Linked DNA regions of Homo sapiens: all the other regions are linked to region 1. Evidence: chromatin loops called from intact Hi-C (ENCODE). Cell type or tissue: B cell. All regions are shown on one strand.

What was found. Peaks named below come from ENCODE experiments on the same cell type or tissue, not always from the same donor. Only the 100,000 strongest peaks of a DNase experiment are listed, where the experiment ranks them.
Region 2: a loop joins it to region 1, with 27 times the contacts of the local background. A loop is called at or near these places in 7 of 110 quality-filtered maps.
Region 3: it touches region 1 in a loop (17-fold over the local background); 14 of 110 quality-filtered maps call a loop at or near these places.

What each region holds. Positions count from the first base shown.
Region 1 is chr17:44,771,163-44,779,162 of GRCh38, reverse strand. It overlaps ADAM11 (ADAM metallopeptidase domain 11), which reads right to left. Exons shown (of 27, transcript NM_002390.6): 5 at 7,494-7,579; 6 at 7,332-7,407; 7 at 6,830-6,896; 8 at 6,697-6,764; 9 at 6,232-6,306; 10 at 6,078-6,149; 11 at 5,736-5,902; 12 at 4,784-4,868; 13 at 4,581-4,671; 14 at 4,414-4,465; 15 at 3,852-3,951; 16 at 3,698-3,769; 17 at 3,487-3,579; 18 at 2,956-3,036; 7 more. Among named protein-coding and RNA genes, the nearest start is that of ADAM11, 16 kb to the right of the region's middle. RefSeq lists enhancers at 1-520, 2,615-3,115 and a silencer at 2,953-3,272. In B cell, CTCF peaks have their summits at 3,994 and 4,195; DNase peaks (open chromatin) are centred at 1,815, 2,031, 3,362, 4,152 and 1 weaker place; H3K4me3 peaks cover 1,811 bases; H3K27me3 peaks cover 2,568 bases.
Region 2 is chr17:45,194,175-45,202,174 of GRCh38, reverse strand. All of the region lies in intron 2 of FMNL1-DT (FMNL1 divergent transcript), which reads left to right. Among named protein-coding and RNA genes, the nearest start is that of FMNL1-DT, 24 kb to the left of the region's middle. In B cell, CTCF peaks have their summits at 4,003 and 4,206 (motif pointing right); a DNase peak (open chromatin) is centred at 4,194.
Region 3 is chr17:45,095,226-45,103,225 of GRCh38, reverse strand. NMT1 (N-myristoyltransferase 1) reads right to left here. Exons shown (of 12, transcript NM_021079.5): 5 at 6,941-7,032; 6 at 5,982-6,098; 7 at 4,674-4,844; 8 at 3,713-3,821; 9 at 105-275. Among named protein-coding and RNA genes, the nearest start is that of MIR6784, 15 kb to the left of the region's middle. RefSeq lists enhancers at 3,636-3,685, 4,097-4,597, 4,598-5,098. In B cell, CTCF peaks have their summits at 3,688, 3,887 (motif pointing right), 6,693 and 6,897 (motif pointing left); DNase peaks (open chromatin) are centred at 3,915 and 6,889.

The DNA of each region.
Region 1 (8,000 bases):
CTCAGGGAGGGGCCTTTGGCTGCCATGCGACCCCTTGCCCCAGAGCGGGGCCGGGGTCCCCGGGGCCTGGACACTAATGTAAGGGCCAGGGAGAATTACCCAGGGCACCCACAAAAATGCGTCCCGGTTCCAGCTCTGACTCTGCTACTAACTCAATCATGTGACCTTGGGCCATGGGTTCCTCCTCTGCACATTAAGGGGGTTAGACCAGCACAAGGACCCCAAACTTAGACACGCACAAAGCATTATAGGCTGGGTGGGGACTGGAGACTGGAGGACACATGCCTGGCTTGGGTGGCCCCTGCCCAGCTCCACTCTGTGGCTATTTGGGGATGCTTAGAGGCACGCTGGGGCTCAACCTTTTCATGTTTCCAGAGCTGGAAATCCGAATTGCTAGTGTAAAATCTCCTGATTTCTTTTCTCTTTTCTTTTCTTTCTCTCTTTCTTTCTTTTTTTTTTTTTTTTTTTTTTTTTGACGCAGTCTTGCTCTGTCACCCAGGCTGGAGTGCAATGGTGCGATCTCAGCTCACTGCAACCTCCACCTCCCCGGTTCAAGCAATTCTCTGCCTCAGCCTCGCAAGTAGCTGGGATTACAGGTGCGCACCACCATGGCTGGCTAATTTTTGTATTTTTAATAGAGACGGGGTTTCACCATGTTGGCCAGACTGGTCTTGAATTCCTGACCTCAGGTGATCCGCCTGCCTTGGCCTCCCAAAGTGCTGGGATTACAGGCGTGAGCCACCTCATCTAGCCTAAAATCTCCTAGTTTCTAAATGTTAAGCCCTGCAGGCTACTTGGACCTATGACGTGTGAGCTCTGGTTCAGTTGGGCTTTCAGGGAGGGCCCCCTCAGCTCCACCAGTAGGGATTCTGATCCCCCCTCAAGGATGCCAGGGGGCACAGGGTGTGTGTGTCTCTTACTTAAATCCCCAGCCCGTGCCGCCCAGGACGATGGCTGCAACCAGGACAGCCCCAGCAATGGAGCCAATGATGATGTTGGTGCCGCTGGGACCTGGGGAGGATGGCAGGGCTTAGCTGGCAAGGACAGGCATAGAGAGCAGGACAGACAGACCCCCCTCGGCCAGCTCCAGCCTCACCTTTATATCTCTCCGTCTCCCCCGTGGGTGGGGACGTGGGCAGGGGGTTATGGATACTGCAGTCTTTGCCTGTCCAGTCTGGCTGACAGATGCACTTCCCTTCATTGCTGCAGACCTAGAGGCAGGGCAGGGCCAGGAGAGGTGAGCAGGGGCCTGTCCCCTCTTGTAAGCTTCTCCCGCCATCCCAGGCTCCAGGCAGTCACCCCGTGGTGGGAGCAAATCCGGCGCTCCCCACTGCCGGGGCAGGTGCTGAAGTTGAAGGCAGAAGCTGGCAGGCAGCGATGGTCCAGGCACAACATGTTAGGCCCGCAGGCTGTGCCATCCTCCACATAGCTCAGGTCAGAGCCGTCCGCCAGCTGCACGTGGCCTCCCCTGGGGAAGTGACACAGCCAGCCTCAGCCCCCTGTCTCCTAACCCCCAGCACAGCTGCAACCTCCCCTCCCTAGTCTTGGTCCTGGCCAGCACCTGCAGTCCAGCTCCTTGCCCTGGTGGTAGAAGGTGACACTACTGATGTCTCCCACCAGGTCCCCTAGCCGAGGAGCTCCAGAGATGTTGACACAGAGGAGGAAGCCACACAGCACGTCCCTGTTGGGGCATATAGAGACAGTGAGCCCCAAGTTTGACCTCAGACTCAACTACTGAACTCTAATCTGCCCTCACCCTGCACCCTGCCACCTCATTTGCCACGTGCCCGCCCATTGGGACTGACAGGCTCCTCCTGGGAGAACCTGCTGCCCCATCTCTGAAAAGTCTCACACCTGCCCTGGAGCTGAGAGGCCCTCTGGGAGCCTCAGTACTCACTGCTTACTGCACTGGACCCAGCCAGATCCCTTGCGCCCACAGCTCCCACGCTCCGTCCCCTCCACATTCAGCTTCTCGTAGCAGAAGCGATCAGCAGCCGCTGTGGGGAGAGGATGCCAAGTGACCCCACGCGCCCCAGGACCCACCCCAAGACCTCAGGCCTGCATCTCCCACACTCTGCCTGGGTCCCTGAGATCCTGGGGAGCTACACACTTGGGGGCCTGTTCAGCTGGAACCCACTCTCCCCAGCTTCTCAGCTCTGGGTCCTCCGGAGTCCCCACTCCCAGCCCTAGCCAGACTCACCATGGCCCCAAAGAACCTGGCACTGCCGGTCCCGGGTTTTGCAGCGACCTCCGTAGCAGCGGCCCTGAGAGTCCAAGAATTAAGAGGCAAGGGATGGAGATGCTGAGTGGTCAGAGTGGAGACAAGAGACTGCCCTGAATCCCAGGCTCAGGGGGCAGCCATCATACCTGCTCATGGTCACAGTAGTAACCGTCCAGCTTGTGCAGGTTAGGCGGGCACTGTGGAGAGAGGGGTGGGGTTGAGCGGAGCAGTCCCAGGACTGGAGCTGAGGGCTGCCCCAGGGAGGAATGCTGGGGTACCAAGTGCCCCCCATTGGGGGCTCATGCCACAGGGCTCTTCCACGCCTAGGACAAGCGATCTGTCTGGTTCTGGACCCAGACCACACGGATTTGCAAGCCCCAGAGCCGCTCCAGCCTCCCTCCCTCGTAGGGCTGGGAGATAAATGCCTGGCATGTAATTAGGTTGTAATAGATGTTAACTAATATTATCGTCTACTCTGATCCCTAACCTACACCAGGCACCGGGCCAGGCGCTGGGAATACCAGCCAGACGATACATTCTGGTTTAATGATTGAAGGAACAAGGCCAGGAGCATGAAGAACCCCTTTCTCAGATAAGAAAACAGTCTGATCAGTGGAGGTCGATGCCAGCTGTGGAGAGGAGGGGAGTGCTGAGCACTCGTCCGGGAAAACCAAATCGACAAGGGTAGGGGTTGCCTCGCCCAGGGCTCCACAAGACGGCGGGGCCGGGCGGACCTGGCTAGAGTCCCCGGTGCAGGTCTCCGCGATGTCGCACTCGTTCACGGCCTCTCGGCAGGACACACCCCGTGGTTCGTACTAGGGAAGAGACGCGCTCCTCGAGTCAGGCAGGATGGATGCCTCGGCCCTGCCCTCCCCAGGCCCCTCGCTCTCTGGACCCCCACATCCCCGGGCCCTCCAGCTCCCCAGGGCCCCGTTTCAGGCCTGTTCTTATTTCCCTGCTCCCACCACCTCTTGAACGCTCCCCACCTCGCTCCCAGCGCACTCAGCACCGCCCCCAAGCCCGCCCACCTTCCCGCCCCTCCTTGATTCTGGGCAGCCTTCCCTTCCCGCTCCTCGTAGCCCCGCCTTCAACATCCTTCAGCCCCGCCCCTTGCTCCCCATTGGCGCTGTCTTCGCATCAAGCCCTGCCCCAGAGGCCTTCGTCCCCGAAGGCTCCGCTTCCCTCCCTAGCTCCCACCCCTTATATGAAGGCCTCCAATCGCTCCTCCTGCGTCCTGGCCCCGCCTCCCGGCCGGTCCTGCTTACCTTGCAGCGGCGACAGCAGAGCCCGTCGCTGCACATGGCGTCGTGAGTCAGGGTGCATTTCTTGCAGCAGTTGCCACCTGCGCGGCTGCACTCCTGAGGGACGCGGGAGGAGGGGAAGGAGGCGGGCGAGCCCTAATCCTCCCACTCAGACGCTCCCTCGTGCCCACCCCCGCATCCCGGTTCCCCACCTGGCGCCCGCACCACCGCTCACCTGCACCGAGCCGCAGTCGCACTCCTCCCCTGCCTCCACGAAGCCGTTCCCGCACTCTGGGGGGTCCAGGAGCTGGACCGGGAGGACAGGTCGGGAGTCTGGCCCGGACCCCGCCCAGGGCCCGCTCCCATGCTCCCCGCCGCGGGGCTGGTACCTTGAGGGGCTTGTTGAAGAGGCAGCTGCCACCACCCTCCTGCAGAAACTGGTTGTACTCGTCGATGCTACAGCGCGAGAACTTGCGGGGCAGGTAGAACCTGGATAGGGCGAGGGGAGGTGCTGCTGGCTGCTCCCCTCCAACCCACCCTCACCCCTCTCAAGGCTGGGGAGGGGGTACACTGGGGGACTTCGTCACCATCGCGAGGAGGCGGAGGATCTGCCCCGGGATTGCACCAGAATCCTCCCGCCTGTCCCTGTCGCTCCCATCCCCTCCGCTGAACCTGGGGACTCGCAGCCGCGCTGGAGGGAAGGTGTCTCCATGCGAGGCTTGGGCGGCGCCCAGTGGCCACGATGCGCACTGCAGCCTGGCCGGTTTTGGTGTCCCAGCAGGGAAATCTGGGTCTCCCGGGGCAGTGTTTGCGGAAAACTGGGCTTCTTGGGATCCTGAGTGGTTCTGTGAGCTGGGCCTCTTGAGCCCCCTGGTCCAGACTGCCAAACAATGCTCGCTCTAAGACTCCCCTCGCCCAAGACCTTCCCCCGGTTTGTCCCCAAGAACTCACCCAGTGTCCTCCATGATGCAGCCCAGCCAGATGTCTGGACACTTGCAGTCCCCTGAGGGGTGAGCCAGGCGGATATGAGGGAGGCCAAGGACCACCCCTCCCACTGTCACCCTCCCGTTCCAGAGCTGCTGGGCGTGGGCCACACGGGGGCCTCTGGGGGAGGATACCTGCCGAGCTCCGGTGTTTGTTCCACATCATGCCCAGGTTCTGTCCCAGCGTCTGGGCAAGGGTCACGGCCATCGCCCCCATGTTGCCGTACTGGGGGTGGGGAAGATGGGGCACAGATGTCTACATCTTCCAACAGGCACGTCGTGCCCCTGAAGCCCCTTTCCCTCAGCCGCCACCCCAGCCATGTCCCCCCACTGCTCACCTCGTTCACACCCCCGCCGTGGGACAGGGAGCATATGCCCCCCACGTAGGCTGCCCCGCTGCTCGTGCTCTGGAAGGTCCTGCCCCTGGAAGGGAGTGCGCTGTCAGGATGGCCTCCTGCCCTCCCCTGTGGCTCCCCGGGTGGTGGTGGGGCCTTGGGGAGCCCCTCACACTAGAGTCCTTCCTCAGGAGGTGAGCCTGGCCCTTTACATCAGCCTTGGTGACCCCAGGCAAGACCCTTCCCCCCCTCCTTGGGTTCTTTTTTTTCTTTCTTTTTCTTTTTTCTTTTGAGACAGAGTTTCACTCTTGTGGTCCAGGTTGGAGTGCAGTGGCACCATCTCAGCTCACTGCAATCTCCACCTCCTGGGTTCAAACGATTCTCCTGCCTCAGCCTCCCGAGTAGCTGGGACTACAGGTGCACACCACCACGCCTGGCTAATTTTTGTATTTTGAGATGGGGTTTCACCATGTTGGCCAGGCTGGTCTTAAACTCGTAACCTGAAATGATCTACCCGCCTTGGCCTCCCAAAGTGCTGAGATTACAGGCATGAGCCACCACGCCTGGCCCCTCCTTGGGTTCTTTTGCCCATAAGGCAAAGGAGAGGCTCCCAGTAGACCATCTCTAGTTGCAAGGCCCTTTTATTAGATTTTTTTCCCTACTAGGGCACTGGGTCCCTGAGGAAGGGATGCTGGGACAGTTTGAAAGGGGAAAGACAGAACTAAGGGGAGGTGAGAGGCAGAAGAGGACCACCAGGGCTAAGACAAGGGCATCAACCTCAGATTCAGGGGATGATGCCCAGCTGTTGCATGTGGCTGGGGGTAGGTGGCAGGTGCAAGGTGAGCCCAGTCCCCAGACTCTGAGAGGAGCAGCCAGCACAGGGCAGGTGTTAAGTAATCCCAAGCACTGTAGCAACTAGCAGAGGCTGGCAGGAGGTGCAGGGTGGGGGACTCACGAGAAGAGGTGGGTGGCATCACTGGGCTCAGGCAGACCCTCCCGTCGGTAGACCATGAGCCGGGCCAGGGTCTCCAGGAGGTCATCCTGCACCTGGATCTTGTCCCCATCTGCCCATGTTTCCATGGCAACCAGGACGATGCGAGTGTTGAGCTGCTCCTTGTATATCTGGGGAGAAGATGAGGGGGCTGGAGGGTGGGAGTGGGTGTTGGGGCCAGGGCTGGAGGAGGGCCTGTCTGTTCTCTCCAGGAAGTGGGAGCCAGGGGCTGACAGTGCCCCCTAATGTGTGTGGTGGGGTGGGGGGCATGAGGAGGAGGGAAGGGAGGGAGGGAGAGCTGCTTACCACATCGGCCAGGTTCACCACGGACTTGGCAAAGTTGCTGGTGAGGACCACCGACTGTCGCATCTGCTCGAACTGGGAGAGAGAAGAATGGGAGGAGGGCCAGGCTCCTCAGGGGCCTCCCAGTGTCACGCCCTGTCCCTGCCCTGGCACTCACCAGCTGGTGGTCGTTGATCACAATTAGCTCCACATACTTGGTTTCACTGTGCACTGTAGGGTGGCCCCGGCGGACCTGGGGGGTGGGTGGGCACTTGGAATCAGTCCCTTCCATGTCTGACTGATCTCATGGCCAAGCCAGGAACAGACTCGGTGGGGATGGGGGGGTCTGGACTCCAGCCAGGGACAGTGCCAGCTCCCCACTGGCAGAGGGTCCTGTCCTTCCTCAGCTTTGGAATGAGGGCAGGCAGCCTCGGTTTGCCCAGGATGGGGCCTCTGTAGATGCCAGCATTAGGGAAGGGGTGGGGGCTTCTCCCAGACACGGTCCCTGGCCCCCAGCCACATCCATCTGAGCCTTCCTTCGCCCCAGCCATAGATGAGGGTGCCCTCCTGCTCTGGGCCACGGCCTGAGGTCTCTCTGCAGCCCGAGGTCTCTGCAGCCCGAGGTCTGTGCGGGCCCCCGTACCTGCCTTTTCCTTCTCAGCCTCGGCCGGTTTGGAGGAGCCGACTGGGCAGGCACAGCAAACAGGCAGCCTGTGGGGAGGGGCAGGTGAGGGGGGCACAGCCGGCCCCTCCCCACCCCCCCTTCCCTCCCTTACCTGGTTCCCTGCATCCGAGGGGATCTGGGAGGAGAGGGGTCCGGTAAATGAGGTGGGGAAGGGGTCCCTGCAATGAGGGGAAATTAGTTCTTGGGGTGCCAACTGGGCCTGCTCCAGGCCCACTTGGCGGGGGCCAGATCCAGCCCTCGCCTCCACCCCACCCTGGGGTGACCCAGAACTGGCCACAGCTCCCATGTCGGATCTGATCTCCCAGATGCTCAGATTCCGGGGTCAAGACCTGGGGGCACCCTGAGAGACAGGGGCAAAGGACATTGGAGCCCAATGGGAGGTCACTTATGGGACAGATGGGACATTGGAGCTGGGGGCACAGGGGGAGCTGGGGCACAGGAGGGAGGGAACCAGAGCTGGGGTCACTGAAGAGGGCAGTGAGGCTGGGGTTACTGAGGGAGGAGCCGGAGGAGGAAGAGGTGGCAGCAACAGCTGTTGGGACAAGCTTGGCAGGGCCACCAGAGAGGATGGCAAGGGGTTGTGTGGGGCTTACCTGAGGGGCTCCCCAAGGTCCAGCCACCTCTTGGGGCTCCACGATGTAAGTCAAGTTCCCATCAGAGAAGACCCCACTGTGGAGAGAGAGGCGCAGCTCCCCTCCGTCCCCAGGCCTGGGCCAGAGGCTTCTCCCAGCTGCCCGGCCCCTCCCCATACTCACTGCAGCCCCTGGCAGGTGGAGAGGGCGGCGAAGGAGTGCGGGTTCCCCCGGAGCTTCCCCTGGTAGTAGCAGTGGTCTCCAGCCCCCTGAAGGAGCAGAACAGTGAGCAGAACGCTGGCATGAGGCCGGGGGCAGCCAATGGGCCTCAAGGCTTTTTGGGGGACACTGAAGCTGCCCTGTGTGCAGGTGGCCACAATCCCTGGGTATGCCTGGGGCTCTGGAGCCTGTTTCTAGATGGCTGGTGCTCCTAATTTGCCGTGCCACCCTGGGCAAGTTCCTAGCCCTCTGGGGTTAGGAACCTCTGGGCCTCCTTCACGTCATCTATAAAATGAGGAAGCTGGACTGTAGCAATGGTTTTTTTTTTTTTTTTTTGAGACAGGGTCTTGCTGTCGCTCAAGCTGGAGTGCAGTGGTGTGATCTTGGCTCACTGCACCCTCTGCCTCCTGGGTTCAAGCCATTCTCATGCCTTAGCCTCAGCCTCCCGAGTAGCTGGGATTACAGGCATGT
Region 2 (8,000 bases), 420 kb before region 1:
TAGGTCCCTGTGATGAAAGCCAAGAGCAAGGCCAAGCCTTAGGCAAGCCCTGAACCTCTTTGCTCATTATTGCATAACTTTTTTTTTTTTTTCGAGACAGAGTCTCATTGTGTCACCCAGGCTGGAATGCAATGACCCAATCTCGGCTCACTGCAACCTCCGCCTCCCAGGTTCAAATGATTCTCCTACCTCAGTCTCCCAAGTAGCTGGAATTACAGGCATGCGCCACCACACCGAGCTAATTTTTGTATTTTTAGTAGAGACTGGGTTTTGCCATGTTGACCAGGCTGGTCTTGAACTCCTGACCTCAAGTAATCCTCCCGCCTCAGCCTCCCAAAGTGCTGGGATTATAGGCATGAGCCACTGCGCCTGGCCATTATTCCATAAATATTGATGGAGGGCCAACTGCATGCCCAGTGCCGAGGGATAGAGAAGAATTAGACCCCAACCTGCCTAAAAAGAGCTCACGGCCTGGGAAAGGAGTATGAGGGGAGGTCTGTTTGCCCTAGGGGCTGCTGAGGAAGAAACACTAAGCCCAGATCCATTCCTGACATAATTCTGCCTGGACATCCACTGAGTCAGGGTCAGAGACTCAGGGCTGCCCTCCTGGGTTGTTGAAGGAGAGGCAAAGTTGAAACCACTAGAAGGTGGGGCTCCTCCAGGGGAAAGACCAATTCCAGGCACCCCATCTGAGGACAAAAGCTGAGAGAACATCTTCACTGGGGTGTGGGGAGTATACAAGAAATACCAGGACCAGGCCGGGTGTGGTGGCTCATGCCTGTAATCCCAGCACTTTGGGAGGCCAAGGCGGCTAGATCAGCTGAGGTCAGGAGTTCTGGAGACCAGCCTGGCCAACATGGTGAAACTCTGTCTCTACTAAAAATACAATAATAAGCTGGGCGTGGTGGTGGGCGCCTGTAATCCCAGCTACCTGGGAGGCTCAGGCAAGAGGATCACTTGAATCCGGGAGGCGGAGGTCACGGTGAGCCGAGATCATGCCACTGCACTCCAGCCTGGGCAATAGAGTGAGACTCAGTCTCAAAAAAAAAAAAAAAAAAGAAAGAAAAGAAAAGAAAAAAAGACCAGGACCTGCAGAATTTTCCTGACAAGCCACCACCTGCAAAGCTGGCTCCACAGTGGATCCACCTCTGTACCTCCCAGAGCAGCCGGCATTCTGTCATTTTTGTTGAAGGAAATGGGCAGAGACTGGGACAGCCAAGCGCGGCCTTCTGTGGTTTTAGGGAGAAGGGCGGGTGAGCCAGTCCGTTGCCCTGAGAAGAGGTCAAGAGGATGAAGACTATGAAAGCGACTGAGTTGGGCAATTAGGGGTCCCTAGTGGCCTTCAAAAAGAATGCTTTCAACAGCAGCTGCTGAAATTTCAAGGGCAAGTTCGGTAGCGGGAGGGGAAGAGGGAGAGAGAGAATGCAGAGCCTAAGCCAGCCATCAGCAGAGTGAAGACACACGCATAATTCATGATGTCCTTCTTAACTTGTTTTGAAAATCTGATTTTTTTGACAGACAACTCAGGGGTTAATCAACCTCAGAGGTTCAGAAGTTCCATGAATCCCTTAAAGTGGAGAGAACTCCACCCAAACAATATAATATTGCTTATATTTGCACCAGGGAGACATAGCCTGAATCTATCCATAAGGAAATACCAGACAAACCTCAAATAAGGTGCATTCGATTAAAAGGAAAAATGTGTGGGGGAGTCCTACTCTGAAAAAATGTCATGAAAGATGAAAAAGATGAGGAATTGCCCCAGATTAAAGAAGCCTAGGCCAGCATGGTGGCTCACACCTGTAATCCCAACACTTTGGGAGGCTGAGATGGGCAGATGGCCTGAAGCCAGAAATTCGAGACCAGCCTGGCCAATATGCCAAAACCCCATCTCTACTAAAAGTACAAAAATTAGCTGGGTGTGGTGGCGTGCACCTGTAATCCCAGCTACTCAGGTGGCTGAGGCAGGAGAATCACTTGAACCCAGTTGAGCCGATATCGCACCACTGCACTCCAGCCTGGGCAATAAGAGCAAAACTCAGTCTCAAAAAATAAAAATAAATAAAAAATAAAGAAGCCTAAATATCTGGGTGTGGTGGCTCATGCCTGAAATCCCAGCAAGCACTTTGGGGGCTGAGGCAGGAGGATTGCTTGAGCCCAGGAGTTCAAGACCAGCCTGAGCAACATAGGGAGACCCCTGTCTCTACAAAAAATAGAAAAATGGCTGGGCGTGGTGGCTCATGCCTGTAATCTCAGTATTTTGGGAGGCCGAGGTGGGCAGATCACGAGGTCAGGAGATCGAGACCATCATGGCCAACACGATGAAACCCCATCTCTACTAAAAATACAAAAATTAGCTGGGCATGGTGGCAAGTGCCTGTAATCCCAGCTACTCCAGAGGTTGAGGCAGGAGAATTGCTTGAACCCAAGAGGCGGAGGTTGCAGTGAGCCAAGATCGCGCCACTGCACTCCAGCCTGGCGACAGAGCAAGAGTCCGTCTCAAAAAAAAAAAAAAGAAGAAGAAGAAGAAAAATGGCCGGACACAGTGGTTCACGCCTGTAATCCCAGCACTTTGGGAGGCCGAGGTGGGTAGATCAGCCTGGGCAACATAGTGAGACCTCATTTCTTTTTTTTCTTTTTCTTTTTTTTTTTTTTTGAGACGGAATCACGCTCTGTCACCCAGGCTGGAGTTCAGTTGCGTGATCTCAGCTCACTGCAAGCTCCACCTCCCGGGTTCATGCTATTCTCCTGCCTCAGCCTTCCGAGTAGCTAGGACTACAGGCGCCTGCCTAATTTTTTGTATTTTTAGTGGAGACGGGGTTTCACTGTGTTAGCCAGGATGGTCTCGATCTTCTGACCTCGTGATCTGCCTGCCTCGGCCTCCCACAGTGCTGGGATTACAGGCGTGAGCCACCGCACCTGGCCGAGACCTCATTTCTAAAAGAAGAAAAGAAATATTAGTCAGGTGTGCTGGCACGCTGTAGTCCCAGCTACTCAGGAGGCTGAGGTGAGAGGATCTGTTGAGCCCAGGAAGTAGAGGCTGCAGTGAGCCAATATCACGCCACTGCACTCCAGGCTGGGTGACACAGTGAGACATTGTCTCAAAAAAAAAGGAGAAGAGGAAGCCAATTAAATGCAATGTGTGATCCTGATCTGGATCTTATACTACAGGGAAAAAATATTCTAAAGGATCCTTATTGATAAAAATTGGAATATAGACAGTAAATTATTGTATTGATGTTAAATTTCACTGAACTGTGGTGATGCGAGAAAATATCCTTGTTCTTAGGTAATACCCACTGAAGTATTTGGGGGCAAAGGGGCATGATGGCTGCCACTTTCAGTTCAGTTAATATACCAAAAAAAAACTATGCTTTTATTGTTTTTTTGTTTTTTGTTTTTTGAGACAAGGCCACGCTCTGTCGCCCAGGCTGGAGTGCAGTGGCGCAATCATGGCTCACTGCAGCCTCAATCTCGCTGGCTCAAGCGACCCTCCCACCTCAGCCTCTTGAGTAGCTGGGACTACAGTTACACATCACCACAGCTGGCTAATTTTGTTTATTTTTTTGCAGAGACGAGGTCTCACTATGTTGCCCAGGCTGGTCTCAAACTTCTGGGCTTAAGTGATTATCCTGCCTTGGCTTCCCAAAGTACCGGGATTACAGGCATGGGCCACTGCTGCTGGCCTAAAACTATGTTGTTTTGTTAATTTTTTATTTTTCATTTTCTTGTCCCCCACGTTCAACCAACTAAAACTACGTTTTTATCTACTGTATATACAAAGAGAGAAAGAAAGCAAATGGGGCAAAATGTTATCAACTGATAAATCTAGGTAAGGGAGGAAGAATCTTTGTATCATTCTTGAAGCTCTTCTGTAAGCTTTAAAGTATTTCCAAATTAAAAAATAATAATAATAATAACTACCCAAACCAGGAACCTCCCTAAAGTGAGTGGCCTTCATCCTACTCTTTTTCCCCCAGCCCTGGCCCTCGGTTAGTGTCCTGGGTGAACAGGGTAGTGTTAGGGGCACAGGTGGAGGCCAGAAGGGCAGAGGCCCTCCGCTTCAGAACATTCCTCGGCTCGCAACATTTCCTGATCTGACCTCTGGGGAGGCCACAGAGCCAGGCCAGGAGCGACTCACCCGCGGGGCTCCCAGGGCGGTGGAGGAGCCCTTCCCCGCAGAGAGGGCCCCAGCCGGCAGGTGCCGCTGTTGAGCCAGCTCTGGCAGAACCTGGCTGAGGCTCAGCCAGGCCCTGGAGCTGGTCAGCCCATGGTTTTCTTCCAGAACCCAGCCCACCAGGGTCTGTGAGCAGCCTCACTCCTCTTTGCCTCCATCTGGCCTCGGGCTCCCAGGCCCTCAACTTCCCCGCATTCCCGTCGCCATCACGGAAGCCCCAAGGCAACTCCTTGGGATAATGCCAAGTGGAGGAGGGGAGGAGTGCAGGAAGAGGCTTCAATCCTTGGCCCTAAAATCTAAGCTGCAAATTAATCCTACCCCTCTCCTCCACCCCATCTCCCTCTCCTCCTCCTCCTCCTCCTCTCCTCCACCTCCTACTCTCCTCCACCCCATCTCCCTCTCCTCCCCCTCCTCCTCCTCCTCTACAGGCTTTCAAAACAAACACACACCTCCCCAGCCCATCCCCCTGCCTGGGCCTTTTTCTGGGGGTTGTGGGTCCTAGACTTCAGTTCCTTCTGCTGGATCCAGAGCTCAGGGTAGAGCTGGAGAAGGGGTAACAGGGTGCTGGGGAGCAGCGCAGACAATGCCCTGTGACATTATTTCTTCCTTGTCTAGAAAGGAGTTGCTCTCACAGCCCCTTAGTCATAGGGGCTGGGCAGGGGGAGTCATTCCCTGCCTGGGCTAGTGGAGCTGGCCCTTTACCCTAGGCTTTCCCCTGACCTACTCAAACTCAGGACGAAAGAGGCCTAGAGAGGTCATTTTGTCCATCCCCTGGCTCCAGGAAAGACCATAACTGTGCATAGGTCTCCCGATCCTACATGCGTTCACTAATTCCTTCAACAGCCCTTCACTGAGCACCCGCTATGTGCGAGTACCAGGAGCTTTACCTAATGCTTAAAGCACCTTAAATCCTCACTAGGACCATCAGAGATGGGTACTATCACTCTAAATTTGTCCAAAGATTCAGTTCAATCCAGGCCTTCTCTGTGACTCCTTCCAGCCCGTGCAGTGGAATTCATCTCATTCGGCTTTGGGGCCCCCAGTGCACCTCGAATAATATCCCAGTTACTGTATTTGTGTCATCGGCTTCCAGTAATTTGTCTTCGTGGGACCCCCTCCACCACTACCAGATGGCACAGACCACAGCAATAGGGACAGTAAAGCCTGGAGGTTCTGCACTAGCCCTCACTATGTGGCCTTGAAGTTCCCTAACTTTAAGTTCAGTTTCCCATCTGTAAAACAGGGTTAACAGCAATACCTTCCTCATGGAGTTGATATGTAGGTAAAAAAAGAAGATGATATAAAGGCCTGACTTGGTGGCTCATGCCTGTAATCCCAGCCATTTGGGAGGTCAAGGCTGGCAGATTGCTTGAGGTCAGGAGTTCGAGACCAGCCTGGTCAACATCGTGAAACCCAATCTACTAGAAACACAAAAATTAGCCAGGCATGGTGGCATGCACCTGTAATCCCAGCTCTTGGGAGGCTGAGGCATGACAAACACTTGAACCCAGGAGGCGGAGGTTGCAGTGAGCCGAGATCATACCACTGCACTCCAGCTTGGGCAACAGAGCAAGACTCTGTCTCCAAAAAAAAAAAAAAAATGCATGTAAAATGCTTAGCACAATAAATTTAACTTAAAACAGGGAAGTTGGGCTGGGAGAGGTGGCTCACCCCTGTAATCCCAGCACTTTGGGAGGCTGAGGAGGGCAGATCACCTGAGGTCAGGAGTTCCAGACCAGCCTGACCAACATGGAGAAACCCCGTCTCTACAAAAAATACAAAATTAGCCAGGCGTGGTGGCGCATGCCTGTAATCCCAGCTACTGGGGAGGCTGAGGCAAGAGAATCCCTTGAACCTGGAAGGCAGAGGTTGTGGTGAGCCAAGATCATGCCATTGCGCTCCAGCCTGGGCAACAAGAGCGAAATTCCATCTCAAAACAAAACAAAACAAAACAAAACAAGGAAGTCCATCTCCACTAGAATGGCTAAAATGAAAAAAGCAGTCAACACCAAGTGTGGGCCAAGTACGTGGAGCAAAGGAATTCTCATACTGAACTGGTGAGGGTGGAAAACCATTTAACATTTTCTGTTAAAATTGAATATATTTATATAGTATGACCCAGCAACTCCAATCCTAGATATAAACTCAAGAGGAATGCATGCACATGTGTACCAAAAGACATGTAAAATAATTTTCATAGAAACACTAATCATACATAATAACCCCAAACTGGAAGCAACCCAAATGTCCAGCAGCAGCAGAATGAATGAAGGCACTTTAGTTTATTAATTCAATGGAATATTATACAGCAATGAAAAAGAATGAACAGCTACTACTCATAACAACATGGATAAATCTCACAGATATAATGTTGAAGGAAAGAAACTGAGCACCAAAGGGGTACATATAGCATGTTTATTTTCATAGAAAATTCCAAAACAGCCAACTAATCTATGTTAGGGGTCAGGATGGAGGTTACCTTGGGGAACAGTTATTAAAAACAGGACTTGGGGCTGGGCACAGTGGCTTATGCCTGTAATCCCAGCACTTTGGGAGGCCAAGGCAGGCAGACCACCTGAGGTTAAGAGTTCGAGTCCAGCCTGGCCAACATGGTGAAACCCTGTCTCTACTAAAAACACAAAAATGAGCTGGGCGTGGTGGTGCACGCCTGTAGTCCCAGCTACTCAGGAGGCTGAGGCAGAAGAATCTCTTAAACCTGGGAGGCAGAGGTTATAGTGAGCTGAGAGCCGAGATCGTGCGATTGCACTCCAGCCTGGGTGACAGAGCTAGACTCTGTCTCAAAAACAACAACAACAACAAAAAAAAAAAAACAGGGCTTGGCTGGTTCTGAGTACAGACAGAGTTGTTTCTCTTTTTCTTTGTTTCTTTTGTGAGATGAGGTCTCACTCTGTTGCCCAGGCTGGAGTGCTATTGTGAGACCTCAGCTCACTGCAGCCTTCGCCTCCCAGGCTCAAGCAATCCTCCCACCTCAGCCTCCCAAGCAGCTGGGACCACAGGCACATGCCACTGTACCCGGCTAATTTTTTGTATTTTTGGTAGAGACAGGGTTTCACCATGTTGCCCAGGCTGGTCTCAAACTCCTGGGCTCAAGTGATCTGCCTACCTTGGTCCCCGAAAAGTGATGGGACTACAGGCATGAGCCACCATTCCTGGCCAGTTGTGTCTTCATTGGGTGTGGTTACATAGGTGTGTTGACTATGAAAATTCATTAAGCTGTACACTTACTATTTATCTACTTTTTTTGTATAAATGTTGTATACTTCCATAAAAAAATTACCCTTAATATAAAATAAGACAAAGAACAAAGACGAATGAATGGAGCTACATGTATCACATAAATAAATCTTTTTTTTTTTTTTTGAGACAGAGTCTCCCTTTGTCACCCAGGCTGACGTGTGGTGGCGTGATCTTGGCTCACTGCAACCTCCGCCTCCCGGGTTCAAGCGATCCTCCTGTTTCAGCCTCCTTCAGACTACAGGCACGTGCCACCATGCCCGGCTAATTTTTGTATTTTTAGTAGAGATGGGGTTTCTCCATGTTGGCCAGGCTGGTCTCTAACTCCCGACCTCAGGTGGTCCACCCTCCTCAGCCTCCCAAAGTGCTGGGATTACAGGCGTGAGCCACTGTGCCCCGCCCACATAAATAAATCTTAAAACGTTTTAAGTAAGCAGCAAGTTATAAGATTTTGGTAGTATGATTCATAAAAATTTTTAAAGTGCTTAAGACTACATATTATTTAAGTATACATACCTAGGTAGTACAAATAAAAGACATGCAGTGGGCCAGGTGCGGTGGCTCACGC
Region 3 (8,000 bases), 320 kb before region 1:
AGGAAGTCTAAGGTGCCAACACTCGAGCCCTGGGAACCCGGCCACTCAGGGGGGTGCCTCTCTGGGAACGTGTTAGAGACCTGGAACACCACTCCCTGACTCACCTCCACCACGAAAGTGTCGATGATATTCTCCTGGGGGTAGAACCAGTGCTCCACCTCCTCCTGGCTCATGACGGGCGTAAGGTGAAATTGCTTCAAGTACCTGGTGAGGAGCTGGTGCACTACTGGAATGTCCTTTGTTTCCATTGGTCGCAGCCCAGCTGTCTTGGGAGTCTGGAGGCAAGACAGAAGAGATGGAGTGAGATGAGCTGATCACCCTGGATCTATCCATGGCAAGGACAGATCAGGCCCTCAAGAGAGAATCCCTGGTCATTCGGCGGCTCCCTGCACCCCCGTGCATATCTCCTCAGGCACAGGGCCTGCCTCTTCCGTATCTTCTGGCCCTTTCCCTCCTAGTCCAGGCAGACTCAGACTGCTACATCAATCAACCATCTACATGGCCCCAGGCTGACTCCCTAAGAAAACACAACCCTTCATGCTCCACCCTTGTTTCAAACTCCCCACCCCAGAAGACAAGAATTTCTACCCTTGGGCCAGGTTGGCCTTTCTAGCTGTACCTTCTGCCCACGCAGCCCAACAGTCCTCACAGGCTTCTCACTGAACTGTGACTGATGCCATCCCACACTCACTGCTCTTTCTCTGCTAGACTTAGAGCACTTCGCGGACAGACCCCAGGGCCCAGCCAGGGTCTGCCCACCCAGACACTATTACACCAGTACTTCCCAGAGAGACACGGCTGTGGGTTACATTCAGAAGAAAAGCAGCATACTCCCAGGATTTTATCCCCAGTCAGCGTCCCACCCGGCAGCTGCTTTTGCTAGAAAAATGCTTCAGTGGAATGAAACCATGTGATCCTGTGGAGCAAATACCGGGGCTGGTAGAACATCCCCAGAGGCTCAGATACACAAAGGTGGCCTTGGGGCAATCTGCAAACAGGGTGGTGTCACAGTTTACAGGCCTCAGTCAGTGCCTGACACAATGCTTCCCAGTGCAGGAATTGCTTTTAAAACTTCAGTTCTAGAACCTCCAGCCTCTAAAATTCCTTGCTAAATCCTCGTCTCTTTAGGGGAACGCTCAATGACCTCATTCTACATGGCAGCTCCCACAATGATACCTCAAATCCTGGACTGAAAACACAGCCATGCTGGGGTTTCCACCCAGACATGGGTGAGACATTCTTCTGCTGCTGCAGCACTCTAAGAATGCTCTCTGCCTGCCTGCCCACCGGCCTAGAACGCAAGGCAGATCTGTCATGAGAACAGAAGGGAGAAGACACATACCACAGTCCCCCAAGCCTGTGCTTTTGGCAGTGTCTAACGGTACTGCAGCAGTCTCTCAAGATGGGACACTAATGACCCCAATCACTAGGTGGATTAGCCTGATTTCAGAGTGATCAATCCTGTTTAGAGGCTGAGGAGTCCAGGCAGGCAGCCTCATGTCAGCAGGAACGCAGTGACTGTGTGCACTGATGACCAATAGGAAGAAGCACTCCGAGGAAAGAGAAGAGATTTTTTCTTTCTTTCCTTTTTTTTTTTTTTTTTTTTTTGCGACGGAGTCTTGCTCTGTCGCCAGGCTGGAGTCCAATGGTGCGATCTCGGCTCGCTGCAACCTCTGCCTCCCAGGTTCAAGCAACTCTGCTGCCTCAGCTTCCCAAGTAGCTGGGATTACAGGCACATACCACACCCAGCTAATTTTTGTGTTTTTAGTAGAGACAGGGTTTCACCATGTTGGCAGGATGGTCTCAATCTCTTGACCTCGTGATCCACCCGCCTTGTCCTGCCAAAGTGCTGGGATTACAGGCGTGAGCCACCGCCCACCTGAGAAGGGATTTTAAGAATCCCTACTGGGATGGGCACAGTGGCTCATGCCTGTAATCCCAGCACTTTGAGAGGCTGAGGTGGGTGGATCACTTGAGCCCAGGAATTCAGATGAGCCTGGGCAACATGGCAAAATCCTTTTTTTGTTGTTGTTGTTTTTTTTGAGATGGAGTCTCGCTCTGTGGGCCAGGCTGGAGTGCAATGGCGCTATCTCAGCTCACTGCAAGCTCCGCCTCCCGGGTTCACGCCATTCTCCTGCCTCAGCCTCCCGAGTAGCTGGGACTACAGGCGCCCACCACCAAGCCCGGCTAATTTTTTTTTGTATTTTTAGTAGAGACGGGGTTTCACCATGTTAGCCAGGATGGTCTCGATCTCCTGACCTCGTGATCCACTCGCCTAGGCCTCCCAAAGTGCTGGGATTACAGGTGTGAGCCACCGCGCCTGGCCTTCTTTTTTTTTTTTTTTTTTTTTTTTTTTTTTTTTTGAGACGGAGTCTTGCTCTGTTGCCTAGGTTGGAGTGCAGTGGTGCGATCTTGGCTCACTGCAAGCTCCGCCTCCCAGGTTCATGCCATTCTCCTGCCTCAGCCTCCCAAGTAGCTGGGACTACAGGTGCCCGCCACGCCACGACCAGCTAATTTTTTGTATTTTTATTAGAGACAGGGTTTCACCGTGTTGGCCAGGATGGTCTCGATCTCCTGACCTCGTGATCCGCCTGCCTTGGCCTCCCAAAGTGCTGGGATTACAGGCGTGAGCCACCACGCCCAGGCTTCTTTTATTTTGAGACGGAGTCTCGCTCTGTCGCCTAGGCTGGAGTGCAATGACGTGATCTTGGCTCACTGCAAGCTCCACCTCCCGGGTCCATGCCATTCTCCTGCCTCAGCCTCCCAAGTAGCTGGGACTACAGGCACCCACCACACCACGACTGGCTAATTTTTTATATTTTTACTAGAGACGGGGTTTCACCGTGTTAGCCAGGATGGTCTTGATCTCCTGATCTCGTGATCTGCCCACCTCAGCCTCCCAAAGTGCTGGGATTACAGGCGTGAGCCACTGCGCCTGGCAGCAAAACCCCGTTTCTATAAAAACAAAAATTGGCCGGGCATGGCGGCACACGCCTGTAGTCCCAGCTACTTGGGAGGCTGAGGTGGGAGAATCAGTTGAGTCTGGGAGGTCGAGGCTGCAGTGAGCTGTGACTGTGCCACTGCACTCCAGCCTGGGCAACAGAATGAGACCCTGTCTCAAAACAAAAAAAAAAGAATCCCTACCTGAAGCCAGCCACAGTTGGAGCATTTGTTTCTTTGGGAAACTAGGAAAACTGAGACCCAGAACAGAAAAGCAGCTCACTTTAAGGTTGCCCAGTCCTTCAGCCAAATCTGGGTGGGGAAATTGGGATTAGAAATCGGGGATCCCTCACAAGCTCAGGTCACCCTTTACCTGACCCGGCAGAGGGGCGTCACAGACCCTGTAGTGCATCTGCGCTGGGCTTTGGAACGCGCTGCCGTGTGTATGAAGGTTCACTAAGTGGATTCATCATTCTATTTATGCTTTACTTAGGCTAAAATTACAGAGAATAGGTGTTCTCTGAGCCTTTCAACAGATGGCAGAGAAGCTAGTCCAGGCACAGACTCAGAGGAACTGAGAAAGTTAAACTAAAATAAAATCCTGCTTCAGATAACAGAAATAGAAAGTCCAGGAAATCTGAAGACTATGGGCTGGTTCGCTTTTCCAGTAGGAGAAAGCTCCCTCTCCACCCAGAGCCCTTCTCTCCTGCTGACAGCCAGGCTCTCCTTGCCCTCTCTCTGCCCCCTGCCCACCACCCGGGGCAGCACTGGCCTCTGGCAGTCGGTAGAGCTTCATGGTGCGCTGCATGGTCATATTTCTGCTCAGGTGGGAGAACTTCACTTCAATCAGCTTCCGTGGGTTTAGGGACCGATGCCAATACCTGTGGGGACACAAATGTCCTGTCCTCAGGGTTCTGGCCAATCCCTATTACAAGGACAATGGCAGGGAGACCCCAGCTGGCCAGCAGGTGGCGTGAGAGACACATCAGGTGCCTCCGGAGTCAGTGGTGTCACCCTGCTCTCCAGCCTCCCCCTCCCCACAGTGAGTGCTGCCAAAGCTCCTCCTGGATTTTCTTTCTCCCTATTTTTCTTGCTCAATTTCAAAAACTATTCCTTTGCTACAGCGGTTGTCTGGGGAGACCAATCCTCACTCCTAGAATCAAGTCAACGGAAAAGGACTGTAGTCATGCCCAGAAGATGATGGCAGAGGCACTCACCCTCCTCCCTCCTCCCCTTCTGCTTTCACACCTGGTGTTTTTACTTTTAAAGTTCTCTAAGGAGAGATTATTCAATTGTTTTAAACAACTTTCTAAGGCAGAGGTTGCCCTTAGATCACATAGCTGACTTGCTCTATTTGGTGCACACAATATTCAAAACAATTTGAGCCAACCATTTAAAACTTTAGGACATTTCCCATAAAAATCCAGATTTGGGCTCATCCCTAAAAACAAAAACAAACCACCAGTACCGCCCCCCACCATCTCCAAATGGCAGCAGCCAGCAGACACCAAGAGCCCTCCAGACAAGGCAGGGACTTGCCAATCTGCCATCCCTACAACCCTCCCGCCCTCTCCATGCTCCCCATCTGGCTCCTGCAGGCACCAAGTGCCCGCCTTACCAGATACGCCAGAGGTGGGATGCTAAGGGCGGAGCTGTGACTCACAGTGGCACATGCTCCTCAACTACAGTGCAGACACCCGCATTTTTGGGGCCTTACAGGAAGACAGTTTTACCTGCAGGTGCCAACGGGCTTTGGTAGTACCACCCCGGCAGTGTAAACTGCTTGGAAGATGCCCTCCAGGTGAACCCGCCTGGTGATCTCTCGGATCAGAACTGGAGCAACCCTCTTGGAACGCAGCTTCTTGTGGACACACAGGAAGTTGATCTCTACCATCTTCTTCTCTCTAAGAGGGGGAAAAATCCAGGTGACAAGGTTTTTAACAGGGAAGGGAATGGTGATCCCATCAAGCACGTGCAGCCACACCTAGAAGGACCAGGTCTGCAGCACGGGTGTACTTTTAGCTGCCACCTGCACTCAGTACTGGGACTCCCCACCACACTCCACCAGGCAAGGAGCCTGCCTCACTTCAACAGAATCTATTTCCAAAGGAAGGTGGGACCCAAGCAAACACCTTTATTTGAAGGTACCACCAGCATCTCCCTGATGAGTCCCTAGGAGTTGGCTGGGGAATCCCACCTTTAGCATGCAGGGAAGCAGCACAGGGAACCCACGGGGCAGGTCAAGGCAATTCTAGGGTTTCAAGGGTTCTGATTCCCTCAAGAACACAGCTGGTAATAAGCCCTGAAGACTGTGGCAGGCAGATGGTTTCAACACTTCCAGGGAAAATGAAGAGCAGAGATCACAGGCCCCAAGGACTATCTGAATCTGGGTCACACTCGCTCTGGCCCATTTCTGCTGCTGTTCAAGTGCTTCCATGTGTGACTGGTACAGGCGTTCAAAAATGAGCCTCTGATTAGCCAGGTGTGGTGGCGCATGCCTGTAATCCCAGCTACTTGGGAGGCTGAGGCAGGAGAATCGTTTGAACCCTGGAGGTGGAGCTTGCAGTGAACCAAGATCGCACCACTGCACTCCAGCCCGGGCAACAGAGTGAGACTAAGAAAAGCCTCTGGCCAGGCACAATGGCTCACGTCTATATTCCCAACACTCTTGGGAGGCAGAGGTGAGTGGATCACTTGAGCTCAGGAGTTTGAGACTAGCGTGGGCAACATAGCAAGACCTTGCCTCTATAAAATGTAAAAAATAATAAACAAAAACAAAAACAAGCCTCTGCTGAGCAGGCACACCAGGCCTCAGGGTGGGCTCCTTCCAACCTGGGCCACAAACAAGGGAGCTGGCTGGGACTCTGAGCAGAACAGGTGGTTCCTAGGATGAATCTGCAGTCCCCGCACCTGGGCATCCTCCCTTCCTGAGACCTTCCCTCTTCCTTTCATGGGGCACATTGTGCAGCCTTTTTCTACTCTCTCCCAGACCAAGCAGGATGGCGGTGTTGTGGGGGGTGGGGGTAGGTGCAGGTGCTTACGTGTCATAGATATGGATGTTTGCTGGGATGGCGCTAATGAACCCAACCAATTTCCGACTTGAGACCACTCGAACCCCACAGTGCCACTGGGGGAGCCAGCCGGGTGGCCGGAGAGCCCTGGAAAAGAGAGGCTGGGGTGGTTGTGCTGCTTGCCGGCAGGCTGGACAAGCCGCTTGGGCTCCACAGCCAAATTTGGTTCGGACCTGGTGCTACCACCTCCCTGAGGGTTAATAGCTGGATTCTCTTTAGGGCCAAGCCCTCCTGGACACACAGAATCGAGCCATCACCATTTCTGGCTGCTCATCCCATTTGGCCTAGTTACTCATCCAACCCAAGGTTATCATACTGAGGATTTCATGCCTGATCCAATTTCTGTGTTCACTTTGACAGCTTGAACCAAGGTACTGGCATCTTTGGTTCGGAGGCCAGTGGGTCCCATGGTTGAGAGCTGACTGTGGCAACCCTGGAGCTCTGGTGTCCTGTCTCCCTCTTTCTGGTACAAATTCTTCCTTCCCTTTCAGGTAGTCCCTCTCCATTTCGGCCCATGCCTCTCTCTTCCTGGATATTAAACGTGGCCTGGGCAGGTGGATGGCTCAGCCAGGCAAGGCTATACAACTGAGCATGCTCAGGAACTAGATAGAAAATGTGCCTTCTTTTCTTTCAGTCTTAGTAGGTCTCATGCCCGTTCCTTTCTTATATAAAGTCACCAGACAATGAATACCTCTTCCCTGGGTACTAGCTCTACGAAGGTCTCCCTCACCCAGTCAATTGTCTTAAACAAGGCTGCAATTCTAAGTGCTAATGAAAGCAAGTGTCCTTCAGATGCAGGAACTCAAAAATGACACACTAATTTGCCATTCAAAGGTTGGCCCCTGGCAGGGATGAAAACTCTGGTGCCCTCTGGTGGATCTGCTCTATGCCTTCCTCTCAAGAACCTCAAGAAAGCCCCCACAACTTACCACAAAAGAAACTCCGGGGAATAATCAAATCGGAACATGTTGTCATCATCTTCCACATAGTTCTCATTCAGGAGGGTGTACAGTTCTTTTAGCTGTAAAGAAATAAGCAGCTCACTTGGAGGTATTCTGCCAGGTAGTAGACCAACTCCAATACCCTGGGGCTCTAGGCTTTTCAGAAGGATGAAGCAAACTACCAAAAACGACGTGGAGTCTCACAAATCCTTCTGCCCCCTGGCATGGTAGGAACTCTTGGAGCAAACACCCTAGTTATAGTAGAAAACTGAGCCATCACGTGGTAGAGTGGCAGACCGAGAATGCCACCTAACTAACCAACCACTTCATCATTCTGCGCCATCAACAATGGAGAGCCACTGGTCTCAACTTCTGTGAAGTGCTATAGAGGGACGACTCTCGAAGCTAGTCAAGGAATTACCACGGAGAGTCACTGCTGTTTCCCACCTTGTCTGATTTTTTACCATCTGGCCCAAACAAAGGCCTTTTTTCCTTTCTTTTCAAGATAGAGTCTCACTCTGTTACCCAGGCTGGAGTGCACTGGTGTGATCATGGCTCACTGCAGCCTCCAACTCCTGGTTTCAAGCGATCCTCCTACTTCAGCCTCCTGGGTAGCTGAGACTACTGGGGCATACTACCATGTCCGGCTAATTATTAAATTTTTTTCTTTTGTAGCGGGGGCAGTCTCACTATATTGACCCGGCTGATTGATTTTGAACTCCTGGGCTCAATCGATCTTCCCACCTTAGACTCCCAAATTGTTGGAATTACAGGTGTGAGCCACCACACCCAACCACAAAGGCCTTTTTCTGCCTTCTCAGCTATCTCCATCTGCTGGCCCAACTTTGGTATTAAAAAATTCTGTTGGCCCGGTGTGGTGGCTCAAGCCTGTAATCCCAGCACTTTGGGAGGCTGAGGTGGGCGGATCACCTGAGGTCAGAAGTTTAAGACCAGCCTGGCCAATGTGGTGAAACCCCATCTCTACTAAAAAATAAAAAAATTAGCCTGGCGTGGTGACAGACACCTGTAATCCCAGCCACTGGGGAGG